2 separate regions of the Homo sapiens genome follow, and region 2 is linked to region 1. A link is an interaction called in ENCODE POLR2A ChIA-PET data of the cell type or tissue named here. Cell type or tissue: OCI-LY7. All regions are shown on one strand. Each heading gives the region's core, and the rest is flanking DNA. Links, peaks and the distances in the headings are about the cores only. Region 1 overlaps ATP6V0D1-DT (ATP6V0D1 divergent transcript). Region 2 overlaps SLC7A6 (solute carrier family 7 member 6).

What was found. Peaks named below come from ENCODE experiments on the same cell type or tissue, not always from the same donor. Only the 100,000 strongest peaks of a DNase experiment are listed, where the experiment ranks them.
Region 2: POLR2A ChIA-PET joins it to region 1 with 5 read pairs; 1 of 35 experiments calls an interaction of 5 or more read pairs at or near these places.

Annotation. Positions count from the first base shown.
Region 1 is chr16:67,486,489-67,491,864 of GRCh38, reverse strand. The region is part of intron 2 of ATP6V0D1-DT (ATP6V0D1 divergent transcript); the gene reads right to left. Among named protein-coding and RNA genes, the nearest start is that of AGRP, 5.6 kb to the right of the region's middle. RefSeq lists an enhancer at 3,066-3,145. In OCI-LY7, for the core only: no CTCF peak of the experiment used is centred there; DNase peaks (open chromatin) are centred at 2,303, 2,814 and 3,051; H3K4me3 peaks cover 1,218 bases; H3K27ac peaks cover 2,740 bases.
Region 2 is chr16:68,270,822-68,276,197 of GRCh38, reverse strand. It overlaps SLC7A6 (solute carrier family 7 member 6), which reads right to left. Exons shown (of 11, transcript NM_003983.6): 3 at 949-1,507. The coding sequence starts at 1,471. Among named protein-coding and RNA genes, the nearest start is that of SLC7A6, 9.0 kb to the right of the region's middle. RefSeq lists an enhancer at 209-368. In OCI-LY7, for the core only: a CTCF peak has its summit at 1,227; DNase peaks (open chromatin) are centred at 517 and 3,247; H3K4me3 peaks cover 1,659 bases; H3K27ac peaks cover 4,502 bases.

The DNA.
Region 1 (5,376 bases), core at 325-5,324:
CACACTGAAGTTACCCCCTATCTTCCTTCTCTTTAGGAAGTAACTTCCTCTTCTCTCCACCTTTAGGAACCCCACCTACAGACCGTCTCCTCCAGGAAACCTAGCAGTGCTGCAGGAGGAAGGAACTCTTTACTTCTGGTCTCAAGGCACTTCAGGCTTGAACCACCATGAAGGCAGAAATTCCATCCAGTTACCCTGGAAGTGGGAAACCGACAACCTGCATGGCATTTTTTGAAGCTAGACATGTAAACATCATTTAAAAGTTCTGTTTTCTTGGCTCACGCCTGTAACCCCAGCACTTTGGGAGGTCAAGGCAGGCAGATCATGAGGTCAGGAGATTGAGACCATCCTGGCTAACACGGTGAAACCCTGTCTCTACTAAAAATTCAAAAAATTAGCCGGGTGTGGTGGTGGGCGCCTGTAGAACAGCTACTCGGGAGGCTGAGGCAGGAGAATGGCGTGAACCTGGGAGACAGAGCTTGCAGTGAGCCGAGATCGCACCACTGCACTCCAGCCTGGGCGACAGAGTGAGACTCCGTCTCAAAAAAAAAAAAAAAAACTTCTGTTTTCTCTCTTTTCTTTAAAAACCTGAAGCTCTTAGCTGGGTGTGGTGGCACATGCCTGTAATCCCAGCTACTCGGGAGACTGAGGCAGGAGAATTGCCTGAACCCAGGAGGTGGAGGTTGCAGTGAGCCAAGATCACGCCATTGTGCTCCAGCCTGGGCAACAGAGCGAGATTCCATCTTAAAAAAAAAAAAAAGTCTGAAGCTCTGGCAAACCTGGGCCTACATCTCTGCCTGCCATCAATGGCTTCTCCCTTCAGGCCAAACTCACACTCTTCAAACTGTTATTAAAATACCACAGGTTTGGTCTAGGTCATGCTGCTCACCACACAGAAAGCCAATCACTGAGACAATTATTGCCAAGGAAGAAGGCTTTAATCGGGTGATGCAGGTGAGAAGACGGGAGATCGGTCTCAAATCCATCTCCCTGATGGACTAAAATTAGGAGTTTATATAGCAGGGAAGAAATGTAATTGTGTGTGGGAAAACAAATGCAAGGGGTAAGGAAGCAAATCATGATGAATGAGGGCCCTTGAGTCTCATTGTCTGGATGGGATGATCTGGTGGGTTTCAGTTCTTTGATACTTTTTGAGAGGACTGGGGATCCTTTCCTGAGAGGGGAACTCAGATAAAACAAATGTAAGTTTCAAGCTTTAGGATCAGAAGGGTTGATTTCTATGTTTATCCAAAAAAGCTGTCTATGGGACTATTGGGTTGGTTTCAAAACTTCCCCAATATTGAGTCAGAGTGTGGTCATTGTTAATGTTGAAATACAGAACTAATCTTTTGTTTCCGAAAAAAAGTATGACAGGCCGGGCATGGTAGCTCATGGCTGTAATCCTACCACTTTGAGAGGCCGAGGCAGGTGGATCACCTGAAGTCACCTGAAGTTCAAGACCAGCCTGGCCAACGTGGTGAAACCCCGTCTACACTAAAAATACAAAAATTAGCTGGGTGTGGTGACACACGCCTGTAATCCCAGCTACCTGGGAGGCTGAGGCAGGAGAACTGCTTGAACCCAGGAGGGGTTGCAGTGAGCTGAGACTGTGCCACTGCACTCCACCTGGGCGACAGAGCCAGACTTCATCTCAAAAAAAAAAAAAAGTATGAAAATAAAAGAGAGGCCAAAGGGCCATGTGCTTCAGGGAAGATGAGAAATGGCATAATTGTGTATGTATGTGTGTGTGTGTGTGTGTGTGTGTGTGTGTGTGTGTGTGTGTGTGTAATTGAAGAAATATTCTTACGTATTTATTATTCAAAGTCAATCTGTGCTGAAAAATACAACTCCAGGTGTCATTATTTCTGAGCATAGTGACCAGGGGGTCATTACAGGGTCAGACTCCCCAGTATGACTCTCAGCTCTACCGCTTGCAAGCTATTGACCTCAGACAAGACTGTGACAATATCCAGATGCCTCTGTAGTTTAAACTTCTCTGGACTGCTCAAATATAGCCCGACTGCTATCTTAGCAAGAAAACACCCTGTACACGTGGCTTTCAAGGCTGTACTAAAGAAAACATGAAATCCCATACCCCAAATTATTCTTTCTGGGATGAGAATGTGCCCAAAGTCAATACTAGCCCAAGCCAAAAGCCAAATCTGGCTCCCATGGATAGGTTTCTGGCCCTGACTTTGGCAGATGGTGCTGGCCCATGTAACCTACTCTACCCCAAAGGCCACAGCAGGGGGAAGGCTCTGGAGGTCAGAACTTCTGTGAGAGTCACAGGCTGACCTTGGGGATGCTCACAGCCTGGGAGAGCTCAGCTTAGGTCAAGTGAGGACCATCAGACCCTGTCCAGATCAGAGTAGCTCACTGAATTCTCCAGCCACAGCCTTCAGCAGTAGGTGCCAGCAGGATTTTCAAAACCAGGACCAGGGAATTTGGAGACAAAGGTGACTTTCTCCTATAGGATGCTGAGGGAGGAGAAAAGGAATAAAGCAGTTGGGCAGACAGCTATGGCTAGTCCTTGGTAAAATTCTTTTGAAAAATCAAAGCTACAGGCACAGATAGAGCAGCCTGGGGAAAAATCAAGCTGCAGCTGCACAGATAAGGGAGCAAGGCCCAGGATAGAGGCCTTTGTTCTTTGCATAATCAGCAGGCTCCCAGGAAAATGTTTCCTCCCCTTTTCAGGCATGCAAATGGTGAGCTCTGTGGGAACTTGCACAGGGAGGGGGATGGGGAGACTTACCTAAAACATACCTGCAACTACAGAGACAAGAGAAGCTACATATGCTTTCCTAAAGACATGCCCACAGCTGCACAGTTAACAGTAGTTACACAGATAGGGGAAGTTACACAAATAGCTACAGAGATGAGGGAAGTTTCTTTCTTTCTTTTTCTTTTTTTTTTTTGAGACGGAGTCTCGCTCTGTCACCCAGGCTGGAGTGCAGTGATGCAATCTCGGCTCACCGCAACCCTCCGCCTCCAGGGTTCAAGCAATTCTCCTGCCTCAGCCTCCTGAGTAGCTGGAATTACAGGCACGTGCCACCGTGCCTGGCTAATTTTTGTATTTTTAGTAGAGATGGAGTTTCACCATGTTGGTCAGGCTGGTCTCGAACTCCTGACCTGACCTTGTGATCCACCCGCCTCGGCCTCCCAAAGTGCTGGGATTACAGGCGGGAGCCACAGCGTCCAGCCAGACACTCCATTATTTTTTGAGCCACTAATAAAGGAAAAGAAAAAATGTTTTCATTGAGACATAATATCCAATAAAAAATACAATATATATATATATTTTGAGATGGAGTCTTACTCTGTCACCCAGGCTGGAGTGCAGTGGCACAATCTTGGCTGACTGCAACCTCCGCCTCCTGGGTTCAAGTGATTCTCCTGCCTGAACCTCCTGAGTAGCTGGGACTACAGGCACACACCACCACATCTGGCTAATTTTTTATTTTTAGTGGAGACGAGGTTTTGCCATATTGGCCAGGCTGGTCTCGAACTCCTGATCTCAGGTGATCTGCCCACTTTGGCCTCCCAAAGTGCTGGGATTACAGGTGTGAGCCACTGCACTTGGCAAAATACACAAGTCTTAAATGTGCAGCTTGATGAAATTTTACATACTTATATACCTGCGTGACCACCACTGAGATCAAGATACAAAACCTTTCCAACACCTCACATGTTTTCCTCATTTCCCCCCTCAGTCAATAATTTCCCACCCTCCCAGAGTTAACCGCTGTTGTGTTTTATCACCATTTATTATAATTTTGCTTGGGTCTGAATGTCATAGGGCTGGATTCATTCCATCCTCACTCTTCTGCAGCATGCTTCTTTCATTCAACCTTATGTCTGTGCAATTCATTCATGTTGCAGTGTGTAGCAGTAGTTTATTCTCTTGTCATTGCTGTATAGTTGTCAATTATATAAACATACTTTTGTTTGTTTGTTTGAGATAGGGTCTCACTCTGTCACCCATGCTGGAGTGCAGTGGTGCAATCTTGGTTCACTGCAACCTCTGCCTCCTGGATTCAAGTGATCCTCCCACCTCAGCCTCTCGAGAAGCTGGGACTACAGGCTTGCGCCACCATGTCTAGCTAATTTTTGTAATTTTTGAAGAGACAGGGTTTTGTCATGTTGCTCAGGCTGGTCTGGAACTCCTGAGCTCAAGTGATCCACTCGTCTCGGCCTTCCAAAGTGCCAGGATTACAGGTGTGAGCCACTGTGCCTGGCCCAATTATATCACTATAATGTTATTATCCATTTTGCTGTTGATGGATATTTGGATTGTTTCCAGTTTTCTTTCTTTTTTAAAATTTTTTATTTTTTTAAGACAAGGTCTCATGTGCATAAGCTGGAATGCAGTAGTGTGATCATGGCTCACTACAGCTTTAACCTCCTGGGATCAAGCGATCCTCCCCACCTCAGCCTCTGGAGTCACTGGGACCACTGATGTGCACCACTGTGTCTGGCTATTTTTAAATTTTTTTGTAGAGATTGGGTCTCTGTATGTTACCCAGGCTGGTCTCAAACTCCTGGGCTCAAGACAGTCTCCCACCTCGGCTTCCCAAAGTGGTGGGATTACAGGCATGAGCCACGGCACCAACTTTCTCTATCTTTTTGTTTTATTCCAACCCTCAAAGGATTGGATGATTCTGGAAACACCCTCACAGGCACACCTAGAAATAATATTTAACCAGATATCTGGGCATTCCTGGCCCAGTCAAGTTGACACACAAAATTAACAATCACAGATCCTCTCTAGCTCAGGGCTCAATACACCAGCCCGAGAGAACCCCCATCCATCTTCTCCTCTCCCTGAATGACTGAGGAGACCGTGCCTCTCCAGGCAACCTCTGCCTTAGGAAATCCTACAGATGATTCACAGGAAACACATGGCTGTGCTCTCTGGGGCAGGGGCAATGGGCTGGGTAGGGGTTTCAAAATCAACCCTGATTGACAGAGCCACGGGTGCTTGCAGTTTTTCCCTGCACCCCCCACCCTCTCCCCTGGACAAGGTGGGAACAGGGCCCTTGAAGGGGAGTACACTGCAGGAGGAAAAAGAAGAGAAGGGAGAGGGTTTGAGCACCCCTCTCTGTCCTCATGTGGTCTCTGGAACGAGCATGCACACTCTCCCCTTTCTCCTCCCTGCACAGAGTCCCTGTGTTCCGGGCCCACACCCTCACTTAGGAGGCTCTGCCTCCCCCAGGGTTTCCCAAATCCTCCTCCCAGAACATGCCACATATTTCTGAAGGTCCTTTTGCCAACAAGCATTGTCCTGGGAATATCAGGCTGGTTCCTTACCGTAAAATTACCCACATAGTGAAACTTTTTTTTTTTTGAGATGGAGTCTCACTCTGTTACCAGGCTGGA
Region 2 (5,376 bases), core at 244-5,243, 780 kb before region 1:
GTGGCCGCAGGCAGAGCTTGTTTACAAAGTCAGTGTAAAGAAGTCTGATACACTAGGAAGAAAAGGTGTTTTGTTGTACCTGCTGCTCAGAGCAAGCCGCAAAGAGCAGCAATGGCAGACAGGAAAGGGTCCTGTGGGCCTGAAGTTTAACACCGTAGGACTCCCACAGTCTAGTGAAGCCTACTTTCTCACTGATGACTTTAACTGGTTTAAGATAAAAATCTGGGAAATAAAATAACTCTTTTTTTTTTCCTTTAGCAACAGAATAAAGGCCTCAACACTGGTGGGGTTTTTTTCTGGGCTTACAACTAGCAATGTTGACTTCAATCGAAACAGCTGTCAAGACAAATAAAAGACATGCCCCAACCTGTCACACAGACCACAAAACAGAACAAGGGCAGCCAAGAGAGGAGGAATATGAGGCACCAAAAGCCACGAACAGATTCAAACTTCTCCCATCCCCATCCTTTATGCTTACTTATCTCTCAGGACCAAATGACTGGTAAAATTACTTCCTCAAAAGGTAAGAAGCCTCCCTCCCCTCCAAAATGCAAAATATGCTATTCAAATATAAAGTATCTTTTTTTTTTTTTTTTTTTTTGGAGACAGAGTTTTGCTCTTGTTGCCCAGGCTGGAGTACAATGGCATGATCTCCGCTCCCCACAACCTCCGCCTCCTGGGTTCAAGCAATTCTCCTGCCTCAGCCTCCCGAGTAGCTGGGATTACAGGCATGCACCACCACGCCCAGCTATATTTGTTTTTTCAGTAGAGACGGGGTTTCTCCATGTTGGTCAGGCTGGTCTCGAACTCCCAACCTCAGGTGATCCGCCCGCCTCAGCCTCCCAAAGTGCTGGGATTATAGGCATGAGCCACCGCGCCCGGCCTAAAGTACCGTTATTATAGTACCCCCCACCCCCCAACATCCTCCCAATCTCAGCCCCCACTTACATATGCAAGCAGCAGCCAGGAGACGGCAGGCCAGGTATGGGGGATCACAGCTGGGGAAGGACGGCTGGATGATGTAGTTGGCAAAGGTGATGGCGATGATGGCCTGACCGGTGGGCTCAACAACTAGCAGTGAGACCCACAGGCGGATGAAGGCAATGAAGCCCCCAAAGGCCTCTAGAATATAAGCGTAGCTGGCTCCCGACTTGGTGATGGTGGTCCCCAGCTCTGCATAACAAAGGGCACCCACAACAGAGAAGAGCCCACCAATGGCCCACACAATCAGTGACATCCCATAGGAGGCAGTGTGTACCAGCACACCCTTGGGTGAGACAAAGATCCCTGAGCCGATCATGTTGCCCACCACCAGGCTGACCCCATTCAGCAGGGAGATCTCCTTCTTCAGCTGCATAGTTTCGGAGGACCTTTGAGGTGGCGAGCTGACATCTTCTTCCACCTGGGACTGGCTGGTGTTAGGGACAAGATGGTAGGTGGGTGTGGGCCTCCCAGGCTCCCTGGCTTCCATGACAAACGGTTCCTGCACACCTGTGTTTGCTGTGGCCTGGCAAAGAATACAAGTATGTCAGTCTAGGGCAGGAGCTGGTGAGGCTCTATTTAGACCAGATTTCCCTGCCCACTTCCTATTTAGGGACAGCATGCCATGCACACAGCCCTAACTACAATAGGCCTGTCTCAGTTCCCACCATAGAACACAGGGAAATAGAAGTGGGTAGACCTTCACTGCTCCCAAGAAAGACACCATGAGAGCTCACGCATGATGTGATAATGACTTCTGATGACAAATACCTGTCCTGCAGCCCAGAATAGGCTGGCATTAAATTTGTCCAACGATTGGATTCTCCTTGAGTTATAGATTTCTGCTCTGTTCTCACCAGCTTAAAACCCACAAACCTGCCCTGCAGAGAAGACCAGAGTCCCTGCACCTGGTACACAGTCATCACCAGCCTAAAAGGCTTCTCACTGTCCATACCCAGGTAATCCTGCCCAGTCACCTCTACCCAATGTAAACTGGGACTTCTGCAATGTCCAGCAAGACATGGAGACATCTGCAGCTACTCTCAGGCCAGTACAGAACATGAGGAGGTGATGGGAAGGGCGAGGAAGATGCTAAGACAGGTTTAGTCATTGTAGTGACTAAACCAAGGGGAAGTCCCTCATTAAAATACACACCTGGCTGGGCGCAGTGGCTCCCACCTGTAATCCCAGCATGTTGAGAGGCCGAGGCGGGCGGACCACAAGGTCAGGAGATCGAGACCATCCTAGCCAAAATGGTGAAACCCCGTCTCTACTAAACTTACAAAAATTAGCTGGGCGTGGTGACACATACCTGTAATCCCCACTCAGGAGGCTGAGGCAGGAGAATCGCTTGAACCAGGGAGTCGGAGGTTGCAGTGAGCCAAGATCACGCCACTGCCTGGCAACAGAGCAAGACTTGGTCTCAAAAAAAAAAAAAAAATACATGCCTGGGTATCACTGTGTCTGCAACACCTACCTCACTCTCCCATGTTGCTGCTTGCCCATTCCACATCTTTCTTTTTCCAAAGTACCCGAAAGAGAAGGGTTACGTAATAAGACAGGGTAGAGAAAGGACATCCAGGGGCATCCCAACCCAGGGCTAATTTGCCACTGGTGTATTTGCTTTCTTCCCCAGCATGCCCCTCATGTTGGATTCCACATTAACCTACCTATGAAGGACCCAGAATCTATCAAAGGAAAATAAGCACCTTCCTGACCCTGCACCCAGCGTGATCTTCTCCCTCCCTCAACTCCTGTGCCAGTCACACTTCTGATCCTTTGATCCCATCTCATCTTCAGAAGAAATCTGGTGGGCCATTTGATTCCCACCCACGTAACAGTTAGTCCTTTAAGGTCACAGAGATAACCTCCAAGAATCAGCAATAGGAACAGGATCGGCAAGCACATCATCTTTCCAGAAGTCTCTTATCTGTTCAACAAATGTGTATGTGATGTGCCCGAATCTGGCCTCATGGAGCTCAGAGCAAGGAAACCACAGAGAGTCAAGAGTGAGTAGTTCTTAGGGGAAATGCTGATCTCCACAGTCCCCACCCAAAACTCCTGCCTTCCCTGTCCCAAACCCCTTCAAGTCTGGACCTGAGACCAAGTAAAAAAGCTCCTCCTAGGCCCTAGTGAAGCCTTCCCCCAGTCCCAGGAGTGAAGGCAGCCTACCTCTGCTTCAGTGAGGCTGAGCTTTAAGGCAGCACCACTTTTGCTCTCACTCTGGCACCAAGCCATGCAGGTTTCCTGTGCAGGCACCTGGAAACATATTTGTTTTCATGTGCCTGTCAGGTGAGCCCAGGCATCCATTAGAACAAAACCAGTACACAGCTGGGGAGCCTATAGTCTCACATAAGAGTCAGGTGCAAAGAGACCTAGGATGCCTTTTCTACCCAAGTCAACATGGAGACAAGCAGAGAAATCTGACCCCAGTGACCAATACAGCTCGCCCTATTCCATCAGACTCTAGCTGGGAGGAGGGATTGAGCTTACTAGGTATTCCCTTTGTATTCATAAAACCTGGCACTGGTGTCGCTGATATGGCTTTATCAGGTTTGTCAAATACACTGGCGAAACTACCCAGTGGCCTTATTTAGAGAGGTGGGGCACAGTCACAGCCCCACAAGACCTCATGCCTAGAATTTCAGTCGCAGCACCTGAATGAAAGACAAAGTTCCTGCTGGAAGGTTAAGGACTCCTTCAGCCAAGGAGAGTAGCAGAATCACACAAAACTGAAGGCAGATAAGACTTTTTTCTCTTTCAGTCTCTCTCTCTCTTTTTTATTCAAGAGACAAGGTCTCACTTTGTCACCCAGGCTGGAGTGCAATCATGCAATCATAGCTCACTGCAGCCTCCAACTCCTAGGCTCAAGCAGTCCTCTATCTCGGCCTCATGAGTAGCTAGGACTAAAGGTGCTTGCCACCATGCCCAGCTATTTATTTATGTATTTTTTTTTTAATTTGTCTGTAGAGACAGTGTTTCACTACATTGCCCAGGCTGGTCTTGAACTCCTGGCCTCAACTGATCCTCCTACCTTGGCCTCCTGAAGTGCTGAAATTACAGGTGTGAGCCACCATGCCAGGCTTCTTTATCTTCATTCAGTAACAAAATGCATGCTGGGCGCAGTGGCTCACGCCTGTAATCCCAGCACTTTGGGAGGCTGAGGCAGGCAGATCATAAGGCCAAGAGATTGAGACCATCCTGGCCAACATGGTGAAACCCGGTCTCTAATAAAAATACAAAAAAATTTAGCTGGGCGTGGTGGCATGCACTTGTAGTCCCAGCTACTCAGGAGGCTGAGGCAGGAGAATCACCTGAACCTGGGAGGCGGAGGTTGCAGTGAGCCAAGATAGCGCCACTGCACTCCAGTCTGGTGACAGAGCAAGACTCTGTCTCAAAAAAAAAAAGAAAAGAAAAATGCAATTGTTATCAAGAGCCTGTCCTTGGCAAAAGTAGTTAAAGTTCCTACCTCTTTGCTAAACACCCAAGAGCAAAATTGTGATGTAACCCTAGCAGCTCCCAAGAGCACATGACTAAGTCCCAGGCTGGCTTGGCTACACATACAACCCCAGGGCCATCCCTTACCTTCTCTCCATATCTAAACTTCACCTTGGCAGGGCACAGTGGTGCACACCTGTGATCCCAGCACTTTGGGAGGCCAAAGCAGGTGGATCACTTGAGCCCAGGAGACCAGCCTGGGCAATGGCAAAACCCTGTCTACACCAAAAAACTACAAAAGTTAGCTGGGCATGGTGGCATGGCACACACCTGTAGTCTTAGTTACTCAGGAGGCTGAAGTGGGAGGATCACCTGAGCCCAAGAAGGTTGAGGCTGCAGTGAGCCATGATCACACCATTGCACTCCCGCCTGGGTGACAGAGACCCTGTCTCAAAAAACAAACAACAAAAAGCACAAATAAAATGGGAGCAGACATGATGACTCACGCCTATAATCCTAGTATTTTGGGAGACCAAGGCCAGAGGATTGCCTGAAGCCAGGAGTTCAGGAGTAGCCTGGGCAACATAGGGAGGTTCCGTCTCTATAAAAAAATGAAATAAGAAAAAACTAGGCCAGGCACAGTGGTCCACACCTGTAATCCACCACTTTGGGAGGCTGAGGCAAGAGGATTGCTTGAGCCCAGGAGTCCGAGACCAGCCTGGACAACACAGCAAGACCCCATCTCTACAAAAAATACAAAAATTAGCCAGGCACGGTGGCACATGCCAGCTACTTGGGAGGCCAAGGTGGGAGTATTTCTTGAGCCAAGGAGGTCAGGGCTGCGGTAAGCCATTATCATGCCACTGCATTCCAGCCTGGGCAACAGAGCAAGACTGTTTCAAAAAAAAAAAAAAAAATCCAATATAAAATGGAAAGTCCTCAACTTCCAGCTTCCAC